Linked DNA regions of Homo sapiens: region 2 is linked to region 1. Evidence: read pairs that join two places in POLR2A ChIA-PET (ENCODE). Cell type or tissue: IMR-90. All regions are shown on one strand. Links, peaks and the distances in the headings refer to the core of each region. The heading gives the core; the rest is flanking DNA. Region 1 has its middle 140 kb from the start of TENM3-AS2. Region 2 overlaps TENM3 (teneurin transmembrane protein 3).

Region 1 (5,389 bases), core at 145-5,144:
TTATTTAAAATTACTAAAGTCATTCATGTTTTATAACAACTCTGAAAAACACTTTGAACCTTTAAAGATGTTACAGTTAGCCAGCTGGAAAATTCTGATTTAACCTCTTTTTCTATGTTGCGACATCAGTCAGTGATTTAATGTGTCTGAGTTTCTGGGCCTTCATCTTTCAAATGGGAATATTGATATATATTGAGCATAAAATGTGGTAGAATATGTTTCCTCAGTCTTTCTCAACATTTTTGCCACCGCAATATGCATGACATATGACATTTTCAGGTACAACGCATACTGTGAGCATTAACGGGAATACCTGTCTTGTCTCTCTCACAAAAGTAAATGTGTTAGAATGTAAACAAATGCAAATGAGTTCAGGATACCTAAATATACAGAAATAACATTTTCTCAGTTACATCCATCAGTGTTTGACAGCAAAGAGTTTGAGATCCATCGTGTTAACGTACATAATAAATTGGTAAGCACCAAACTGAATAAGGTGCTATTATTTCAGTAATTACATTAAAGTAGAAGGTCTATTTCTCATTTTGCAGAAATCTCACCCAGGTGCGTAAACATTTTGCAAGTTTGGATACCACCTGACAAGAAACAATTAAGAAACGCAGTATTTAATTCGTTAACGTGTTAACTGATTTAAATTAAAGATAAATTAAGCTGTGTTCTTCATTTATTAGCAAGATTCAAGTAAGCAAGGCTTTGAGAAATAGAGTTGAGTTTCTTTATGACTGATTTTAATTATGAAATAACTTGCAAAGACAGCTCCCCATTTGTTCTATTTAGAATAATTTCAGAAAGCCAATCTCTGAACTATAGTTGATAGCTTTCAGAAAACAACTTCATCTCAAATATTTGTTTATTGTAAAAGCTAAATAGTATTCATCTAGACATAATTCTAACTTTTATTGATTCATAAAACTAAATTACCAGTAGTCATTTAAATAATAATGAGGGTTAAAAATATGTAAATAAGTAATTGCTATACGTGAAATTTCCAAATATTTGCAAAACGGAGTTATCATTAATGAGAATTCGCTGTCAGGATCTACAGCAAATTAGGTCACTATTATTAAAAGGCTACAGAGCAGTAAAATTAAGCTTTCAAAACTACCTAAAATTATCATTGCCGACCTTAGGATTTTCTGACAGAAACTTTATCCCAACTATCAAGATAAAAGAAAAAAAATACTCTTTTGTCTATCGTCTTGAAACTTTCACTTCCTGTGGTTCAGTCTGAAAGATAATGCATCTGCTTAACATCAAGCAGTTTTTAGAACTCTCCTTGAGAATTTTTCCACCATCAGTGATTCATAACCACCTCCTTTATGTGATCGTATGATATATCTTTTAAAGTCTACATTTTAAAGTTATTTCAGGGGCCCACTTAATCAGGGTTCCAGAGGCCATGTGGACTCTCCTTCATCTCCTCCCCACTTGGATTTTTGTCTCAGCATTCCTCAGCTTCTCTGCTGCTGGCGGCTCAAACAATGGTATGACAGCAAGCCTTGGACCAAAAGAATAATTCTGGGTTTGTTTCATACCATGTATCTGGGGAATTCAAAATAAATAAAAATAAATGATATTTTTGTGAGCTGCAAATACATGTCCTACAATAAGTGCCATGCAACTAGGAAAGATTTTTATTAAGCTTTTTTTCATGCTACAGTTCCAATATTGGCTGGTTTATTTTTCATTTTCCTCAGAGAAGGGGTCTCACTCTATTGTCCAGGCTGGAGTGCAGTGGTGCGATCACTGCTCACTGCAGCCTCGAACTCCTGGGCTCAAGTGATCCTCCCGCCTCGAGCTCCCAAAGCGCTGGGATTATAGGCCTAAGCCACTGAGCCCAGTCCAATTATTGGTAATTTTTAGTGATATTCAGGAAATATATAAGACCGTCACAAAATGAGCATTTATTATCCAACACAACAGATAATGTTTTTAAATCAGGAATGGGATTGGAAAGAACAGAATAAGCTCCAGGCAAGCAGGAATTAGGTCTGTTCTGTTTGCCCCTTCATACTCTGTACCTAGCATGGTGCTTGGCATGTAGTAGGCTCTCAAAAATATTTGTTAAAGAAAGAAACAGACAAAAAATGGAGGGAGGAAGAGGAGAGAGTGAGAAAAAGCAGGGAAAACAAAACATGATCCACATCCAAAATCATGGTGCAGCCAAATCTAGAAAAATTCATGGCAGAGTAATGCTTAAGAGACTTTGGACATACTAACTTAATATAGTTCTACCCTCTTATTCGTCATAAAACAGAAAGTCCAGGGATGGGGAAGTTGTTGGGTATTTGGTTTTGGTTTTGGTTTTGTTTTTGGAGACAGCGTCTCACCCTGTCTCCCAGGTTGGAGTGCAGTGGCATGATCATAGCTCACTGTAACCTCAAATTCCTGAGCTCAAGCAATCCTCCCACCTCAGCCTCTCTAGTACGTAGGACCACAGGCATGCACCACCATGCCCTGTTAATTTTTAAAAAATGTTTGTAGAGATGGATCTTTGCTGTGTTGTCCAGGCTGGTCTCAAAGTCCTGGACTCAAGCGATCCTCCTGCCTCGGCATCCCAAAAGCACTGGAATTACAGTCATGCACCACTGCACCTGGCCAGGGATGGGAAAGTTGACATAGCCACTGAGAAGCATGTCAGTCTGAGCTAATTGAATTAATTTGACCATAATAATATCGGCAACGTCTCTCCTACCATATTGGTATATGACTTATGGTTCCATTCAGGAAGATTACTTAGCAAACTGCATCAGTTTTTTTTTTTTCTCTTCATGCTACAGAGGAAATTGAGATAAAAGGTATGGGAAACTACTTTCCAGAGACTTAGTTGAGAGAGAAAATAGCTTAACATCTCTCTGTAATAAAGAACGGGCCAGATGTGGTGACTCACATCTGCAATCCCAGCAATTTGGGAGGATCAGGCAGGCAGATGGCTTGAGCCCAGGAGTTGGAGACAAGCCTGGGCAGCAAGATAAAGCCCCGTCTCTACAAATATAAAAATTAGCCAGGCATGGTGGTGCATGCCTGTAGTCCCAGCTACTTGGGATGCTCAGGTGGGAGGATTACTCGAGCCAGAGAGGTCAAGGCTGCAGTGCAGTCAAGGCAAGTCAAGGTCAGATCATGCCACTGCACTCCAACCCGGATGACAGAGTGAGACCTCCTTGTCCAAAAAAAAAAAAAAAAAAAATTCAAACTCATTCCTCCATTATTAGAAGCAAGATAACTTATTAAAATGCTAACCTTGAAATATGAGTTTGTGTTCCCCAGAAAGATCCTAAAGAAGATGGCTAGATGACACTTTAGGGAGGCTGAACTCTTAGCAATGAACTCCAGTCTCCCTAAAAATTCTCCAAGTCACAGAGACCAGAGACATGTGGAGACAACATGACCTGGGCAGTATCTTTGACTGGTGCCCAGTGATTGCAGGGAACTCCTCAGCACCTGAATCCATTGTAAGTCACACAATCTTGACCGAGATTGAATTTCCAGATCCCAGGGACAACATGTGTTGGATTCAGGATTAAGTTGATCTACAGAAAATAAGGAAATGCAGTATTCTAAGCTCACTTGAGTCTGTGGATTGGGATTCCTATTCATTACACATTGTTATACACATTAATTGATCACTTGCTCTTTACAAGACAAAAAACTTGGTTTTGCCAAAAAAAAAATCCCTGACTGCAGTGGAGGTGTTAAGCAGACCTTGAGGTATGAATCTAGTCCATTAATAGGCCAAGTGGAGCGGCACTTTATTGACAAAACTGGAATCAAAAGCTATAAATGGACCATAAGAATGACAGCCAGGGCTTTTATATGTTATAATATTGACAGGAATGGTGCAACATCAAAATTAAAAACCTGACATCATTGAAAGAATAATAATTTATTTTTAGATCCTTCCTCTTATAACATATGCAGTAAAATTCTAAATGTGTGCAAACAACTGGAAGGCATCAATTTTTAAATGTTTTAAATTTGCCATCGCTGGTCTAGGTGCTTGGGTGGCATCAGTGAACAAAGGATGAAGATTCTACCTCTGGTATCTAGGGTGGATAGAAAACAAACAGTAAGCATGACAACTAAGTAAATTATAACAAGTTAGAAACTGACAAGCAGAAAAAAAGGACCCTGAGCAAAAGAACCAGAGCAGAGAAAACGGAGACGGAATGCTGTTTTAAATGGCTGGGCCTCAGGCCTGCAATCCCAGCTTTGGGAGATTGAAGCAGGAGGATCGCTTGAGGCTGGGAGTTTGAGACTAGCCTGGGAAACATAGTAGTTTGAGACTAGCCTGGGAAACATAGTGAGGCCCTGTCTCTACAAGAAAAAAAATAAATAAGACTATTTAGCTGGGCACAGTAATGCATGCCTGTAATCCAAGCTACTCAGGAAGCTGAGGCAAGAGGATTGCTTGAGCCCAGGAGTTGAAAGCTGAACTGAGCCATGACTGTGCCACTGCACTCCAGCCTGGGTGACAGAGCCAGGCCCTAGAGCTAAAAATAAATATGAATAAAATAAGTAGAATACAGTCAATGGAGCTCAGGGTAGGTCTCACTAGGAAGATGATGTTTAAGCAAAGGCTTGAAGGAGAAGTAGAGTTATCCCAGGAGATAACTGGAGAAGAAGCATTTGGAGAAAACAGCAACAACATAGAGGGCAATGCCCATGTCAAATAAAGGGGACACCGGCAGGGGTAGGCTGGGAGAGCCTGCAAACCATAATGCCGGCCTACTCCCTGTGAAAGGAGAGAGGGAAGGAAGGAAGCTTGGTCAGCAAGAGCCTCAGACTGTACTGCAGCTCTGAGATGGCCTCAGACAGACCAGTGGGGAGCCACTCAGTAGAGACTGCTCATTCAAGGAGTCCTGCATGCGGAAGAAATGGCTTGTCTCAGTCATTGGCTGGGTAGGAGCATAATCTTGGCATGGGTAGCACACAGCTGGGAGCTATGAGCTGTGTTCTCATGATAGCCGTAAGGCAAGAGTGCCTGGTATGGTCAAATAGCAAAAATGAATCAATGCCGGCCAGGTGCAGTGGCTGACACCTGTAATCCCAGCACTTTGGGATGCCAAGGCGGGTGGATCATTTGAGGTCAGGAGTCCGAGACTAGCCTGACCAACATGGTGAAACCCCATCTCTACTAAAAATACAAAAATTAGTCAGGCATGCTGGTGCATGCCTGTAATCCCAGCTACTCAGGAGGCTGAGGCAGGAGAATCGCTTGAACCCAGGAGGAGGAGGTTGCAGTGAGCCGAGATTGCGCTACTGCACTCCAGCCTGGGCAACAGAGCGAGACTCCATCTCAAACAAACAAACAAAAAAAGAATCAATGTGGCACAAGCTGAATGAGCAAGAGGGAAGCAGCAACGTGGTC
Region 2 (5,389 bases), core at 254-5,253, 630 kb after region 1:
GAATATAACACTTAAGCACAAATCAGATGACAGTTTGTTAAGGATATTGTAGTTTCTTGCAGTATGAGGGAGATAGGACCTACTCTCTAAAGTTCCTTGCAGGATTATTTCCTAAGACAATCCATTCATCCTGACACAGTTCTATTAGGAAGTTTTTCCCTACAATGAACTGAAATCTCCATCCCTGAAACTTCCATCCTCTGACTGTAACCGTACAACTAGTAGTCTGCAACTATACAAAACAATTTTGCCCTGATTCATACATGATGGCCCATGAGCTTCTCAGTCTTCTAGAGGCTTCAGCAGTTTAATGGTCCTTCTCTGTACACATAGCATAGTGTTTCATTAAGGTTCAAAGTTAGGACTTCTCGCAAAGGCTGGCTGACAAGTGGTAAACTGCTCATACAAAAGTATGATCAGCGAAAGCTGTTTTGAGCTAATCCATTTCATTATTCAGGATCTCCTGGCATATAAAATTTCGCCTTCTTTCTTTGGACAGGAGCGTAACAGTCACTGTCTCCTTGTAATTATGTATTGCACAACCAACAGTGGTGTCTTACCTTATTGGTCTTCTGTTGGCAGCTTTGCGGGGAGGTTCCCCCAACATTCCTCTTATTCTTTATTTCTTCTCTGCCCCAGGGTTTCCGTTAGGCTTGGAGAAAAAGAGTTATCACCATAGAAAAGCCAGAAAATAGAGAGCTCTTGACGCCTTGAGAGACTGTCCCCCAAAATGTCCTGCCCTAGAGCTTCCGGTTAACATTAGGATTTAAATTAGCTTCTGGGTGAACAAAGTGTCTCACAATGAATACATTGCTATTTCTCACCATTAGGTATATGGTCTCAACCCATTCTGCCTTGAGGATGAGCTAGCAGGAGGTCCCCACAGTTAGTTGTCAACAATGAAAGTCTTTCTGTGTTTTCTTTTACTCTTGACCTAAGAACAAGGTTCTAAAGAACTCTTATCTTTTTATCCATATCAGCCACGAGTAGTTGAGTTTTATTGTTTATTTTGTATTATTGAACATTCTTCTGGGAGAAATTAGGAAGAGAAAGAACAGGAAAAATAGGCAAACAGCAGATTTCTCTTCACTTAAGACACAGTCATGTATACGGATTTTTTTTTCCTGAGGTTATTAGCACAGACGTAAATTTACCCAGTGTAATTAATTAGCACACACTGAACAGCTAATCAACACCGATTCACTATTGTCATTTGGAAAAAATTTATTAGGAAAAAAGTAATTTTCCAGTTGAGTCATCAGATTGAATATGGATATTACATTGTAGTTGACAATAATTGTTTTGACAAATATTTATGAAATATGTCAAATTAAATCCTCAGAAACGTGTTTAATTTTAGTGATGTTATAAAACACAAAAGCCTCAAAAACTGTCAGTAGGAGAGTTAGCATTCCGTGAAACCATGTCTTCCAGTGAATTTGGAATAATTTTGAGAAGAGTAAGATGCGTTCTTGTTATTCGTCTTATTGCACTGGAAATTTTGATTGATGAGACTTTAAAGAAAGAAAGTAGTTGGTTAGAAGAAAATCCACTGTAGCCATATGTGAAATTGTAGCTGGTTTCTCTATATTCAGACCATATAAGAAATCACTCCCATGGTGAGTAGTTACTGAGATTTTCTTCCATTTCAAAGTAATGCCATTAATGAATCATCAATGGAATTAATATTATACAGTTTTATGAGTTTCAGGGAGGAAATCAACCGCTGATATGATCTCACTAATAAATATACAGAATAATTAATCTAAAAATTTGTTGTTACACTAACAAATTTTAATCTGCAGTATAGTTTTGTTGTTTTCTCGTTATCCAAAGTTCACATCTTACAGTGTCGCTAATCAAAAGAAATGATATTTCAACTTGCAGTACTCAGTGAGTGAAGCTAAGCAGTGATGTGAAAATCTCACACTGTACCGACACAGTACTACTGTGGTTTCTTTAATAGTCTCACTTGGTTGGAACTCTGGAGGTGAAGAACCAGTCTTATTTATCATTGATTTTTCCTTCTTTTAGTTAAGGTTCCCTATTGAGTATGATTCTCAGACTCAGTTTCAGCTATATTAACAACTTTATCCAGACTTGTGTCTGCCTTTAACTATTTTTTAATCTAGTGTATTGTTTCATCTTTGGCAATTATTTATATATATATATATATATACACACACACACCGATTTTGCTAATTCTCACTTTTTCTGAAACTGCCACTTAAAGGTTATAAGCTATGAAGTTTAAAATTCAGTTACGAATAAATAAGAATCTCTATATTTTTCTCTTAGTTCCTCCCCCTTTTCTCTTTTCAGCACAAATTGATAGTAATTGGTTACAAAATGGCATGTAATAACCCTTGAAAATCTCAGTGATTTGTAGACTTACAGTTTATGTGAATTGCTGGAAAAGGCATAAAAGGATTTTCTACTTTGTCCTATATGTTTCAGTATAGCTATCATTTTGATTTATTCAAAAGCATTCTTTTTCACCAGGCAGTTTCTTGCTTCCATAAAAATGTTTATTTCCTTTCTCTAATGAATTTAACATTTGCTCCTGCTGGAGACAATCAATGTGACTGTGTACTGTACATTCCCACTCAGTGAATAGAATACTTCTGGTCTATAATCTCCAGTGACTTTCAGATCTCCTAGAGTCACACTGAGATCCAAAAATGCCTTTGCAGTTCATAAGCATCTCCTTATTATGTCATCATTTCCTATTAACAATCGGTCCCTATGTATAATACCAAGTGCTTGCTTACAATTTTCCTGAAAATTCCTTTTCTTTGAGCTCACTATTTGTTATACTTTGGATTATTCACTTTTAGGGCATTGGAGAGCCTATAGCTTGCCCTTTGTTTATTTTATACTTCAGCTGCTTCAGTATGTAATAATAGCTGCTACAAGAATACAGAGCAGCTGAGCAAACGCTTAGAATTGGCCCAGTACAGCAGCAGCACTTAAAGGTATGGTACAGTAACTCTCATTGAGAAGCCTTGTCCTTCAGCAACTGTAAAGTTAATTGCCTGCAAGTTCCTCATTTATATACGTGAATTAAACAGCTTAGTAGTTACCTATTAGATGTTAACAAAACGGTTCATTTGTAGCCATTTAATAAAAGATTTATTAAAGTCTTGTTTTATTATGAAGCCTACTTTGGCATGGATAGTTCATTAGTTATGTTCCCATAGCTTTTTACCTTCTAGTTCAGTAATGCTTTGCTAATTATTAATGTATGAAATTGCATATTAAATTGCCTCTTTATTAGTGCATTTTTTATTTCAATATTGAGATGTCTTGAGCCGCATTAATGTGAGATCAATTGTTAACGTCGTTAAAAAAACAGAATACCTAAACAGAGATATTGTTTACTAAACTAAGATATGATACTTTTTTCTCTTTTTATCTTCTTTAAAATGGTTGTAGGGAAGGTAAAAACAGTCATACACACACCGGGTCTGAGTCAGCCTTGCTGACGTGTGTCTGCATCCTATATGGGGTAGCTTTCCTGCCCCAGAGGAAACCTTTCCCAGCTGAAGAATTAACCTCCACCCACTTACTGATAACTAATAAACTACCATTAGTGAGGTAGTAAGTAGTGGAATCCTCCGTAATTAAAGATACAACTTCAAGTAAAATATGCCTGGGAAGGTAGCTCGATGACTAAGGTTGACTGACTGATGCTGATGCCATATGCTTTTGTTAAAGACAGCTTGGGGAGACACAGGGTACCTGTGGGGAAAAGGAATATTACTGAATATGGAAAAGAGGTCCAAAAATGAAGAACCTAAGGTTACTTAACAAAAATTTCAAAATTGGACCTGGGCCAATGGTAGGAAATTCTTAAAGTTTCACCATCATCATTTATTTAAAAAAAAAAAAAAAAGGGAAAGTCAACTTAAATTATATACTAATGAATAGTAAAAAATCACTTGGATTCTAAGTCTCTTAAAATATGGCACCTTTTATAACTTAGTATTTCTTAAGAGGACTAGGAAGGGATATTGTTTATTTGTGAGAATGGGAAGAAACATGAAGAGGGAGATATAAAGTTCAAGAATTTGCTGTGTGCTGTTAATATTTAAGGCCTATTTCAAGCCCTGGCTAAAAAAACCTTTGTCTCAGAGAGAGGAGGATAATTGAGGAAGCTATTGTAAGCTTAATTCAGTGCCTAAGCTCTGTGGTGACCATATAGTTCATTACTAAAGCCAGGACACTTGCAGAGTGAGAAGGGGCCATATCAACAGTTACCCTGGAATTGCAGCATAAACTGATAGCTGTACCAGGCAAAGAGGGACGTGTGATTACCACACTAAGTTTTATTTCCAAGAGTAAAGTTAATTTTAAGTCCAAATTTTCTTATGCCTTAGATAAATAAGAATAAGAAATCAAACGAGAAAGGCAGGTTGAATGCAGGTAAGGCTCCAGACTTGAACATTTCTAATAGTTTCTATTGCTAACTTAGAGCAAATATTTAAACTTTTATTGACCCCCTTCGCAGAAAAAGCTTCTATTGGCCTCCAAAATATGTAGCTCCTAAAATAATACTTAAAATATTTGTCTTAATTTTCTTCTCAGAGTTTCAAGAGAACACTTATCACAATATCAAGAGAACAAGAGGTAGCAGGCCGGGCGTGGTGGCTCACGCCTGTAATCCCAGCACTTTGGGAGGCCGAGGCGGGTGGATCACCTGAGGTCAGGAGTTTGAGACCAGCCTGGCCAACATGGTGAAACCCCGTCTCTACGAAAAATACAAAAATTAGCCAGGCGGGGTGGTGGGCACCTGTAATCTCAGCTACTTGGCAGGCTGAGGTGAGAGAATCTCTTGAACCCGGGAGGCAGTGGTTGCAGTGAGCCAAGATCTCACCACTGCACTCCAGCCTGGGCGACAGAGGGAGACTCTGTCTCAAAAAAAAAAAAAAAAAAAAAAAAAGGTAGCGTATATAAAATATGGTCCTGAATTTACTCAAAGAATAAACATCTCTGTGTCTCCAGCAGCATTACAGTTTGGGTTTCCAAAACCATTCTCTCAGGCTGAAGTAGAGGCTTCATTCTAGGAAAGTTTGAGATAAAGTTTCAAAGATGGTTATTAAGATAAGTGAGAGTAAAAGCCCTATTTTTTAATGTGAGATTATTATTAACCACTTGTAATGCTGTAGCCTCAACTTGATTGTTTAGTGGGCGTCACGCCAATAATTAAAATGTGAAAGAAGGTTCTAGACCAATAGCAGCTCTCAAATGAAGGTCATTCTCAGGAGTCAGTATTGATATATATTCTAATTAAAACCTGGTGGATATAGTAGGGATACAAATCACAGTTTAGCGTCATGAGAAAAGCATATGCTTTAGAGACCTGGTTTGTAATCCTGCATCCACCATT

The links. Peaks named below come from ENCODE experiments on the same cell type or tissue, not always from the same donor. Only the 100,000 strongest peaks of a DNase experiment are listed, where the experiment ranks them.
Region 2: POLR2A ChIA-PET joins it to region 1 with 7 read pairs; 1 of 35 experiments calls an interaction of 5 or more read pairs at or near these places.

Annotation. Positions count from the first base shown.
Region 1 is chr4:181,969,249-181,974,637 of GRCh38, forward strand. It overlaps a transcript of TENM3 not described here. Among named protein-coding and RNA genes, the nearest start is that of TENM3-AS2, 140 kb to the left of the region's middle. RefSeq lists an enhancer at 2,220-2,409. In IMR-90, for the core only: no CTCF peak of the experiment used is centred there; a DNase peak (open chromatin) is centred at 2,913.
Region 2 is chr4:182,601,607-182,606,995 of GRCh38, forward strand. All of the region lies in intron 4 of TENM3 (teneurin transmembrane protein 3), which reads left to right. Among named protein-coding and RNA genes, the nearest start is that of DCTD, 310 kb to the right of the region's middle. In IMR-90, for the core only: no CTCF peak of the experiment used is centred there; DNase peaks (open chromatin) are centred at 2,775 and 3,545.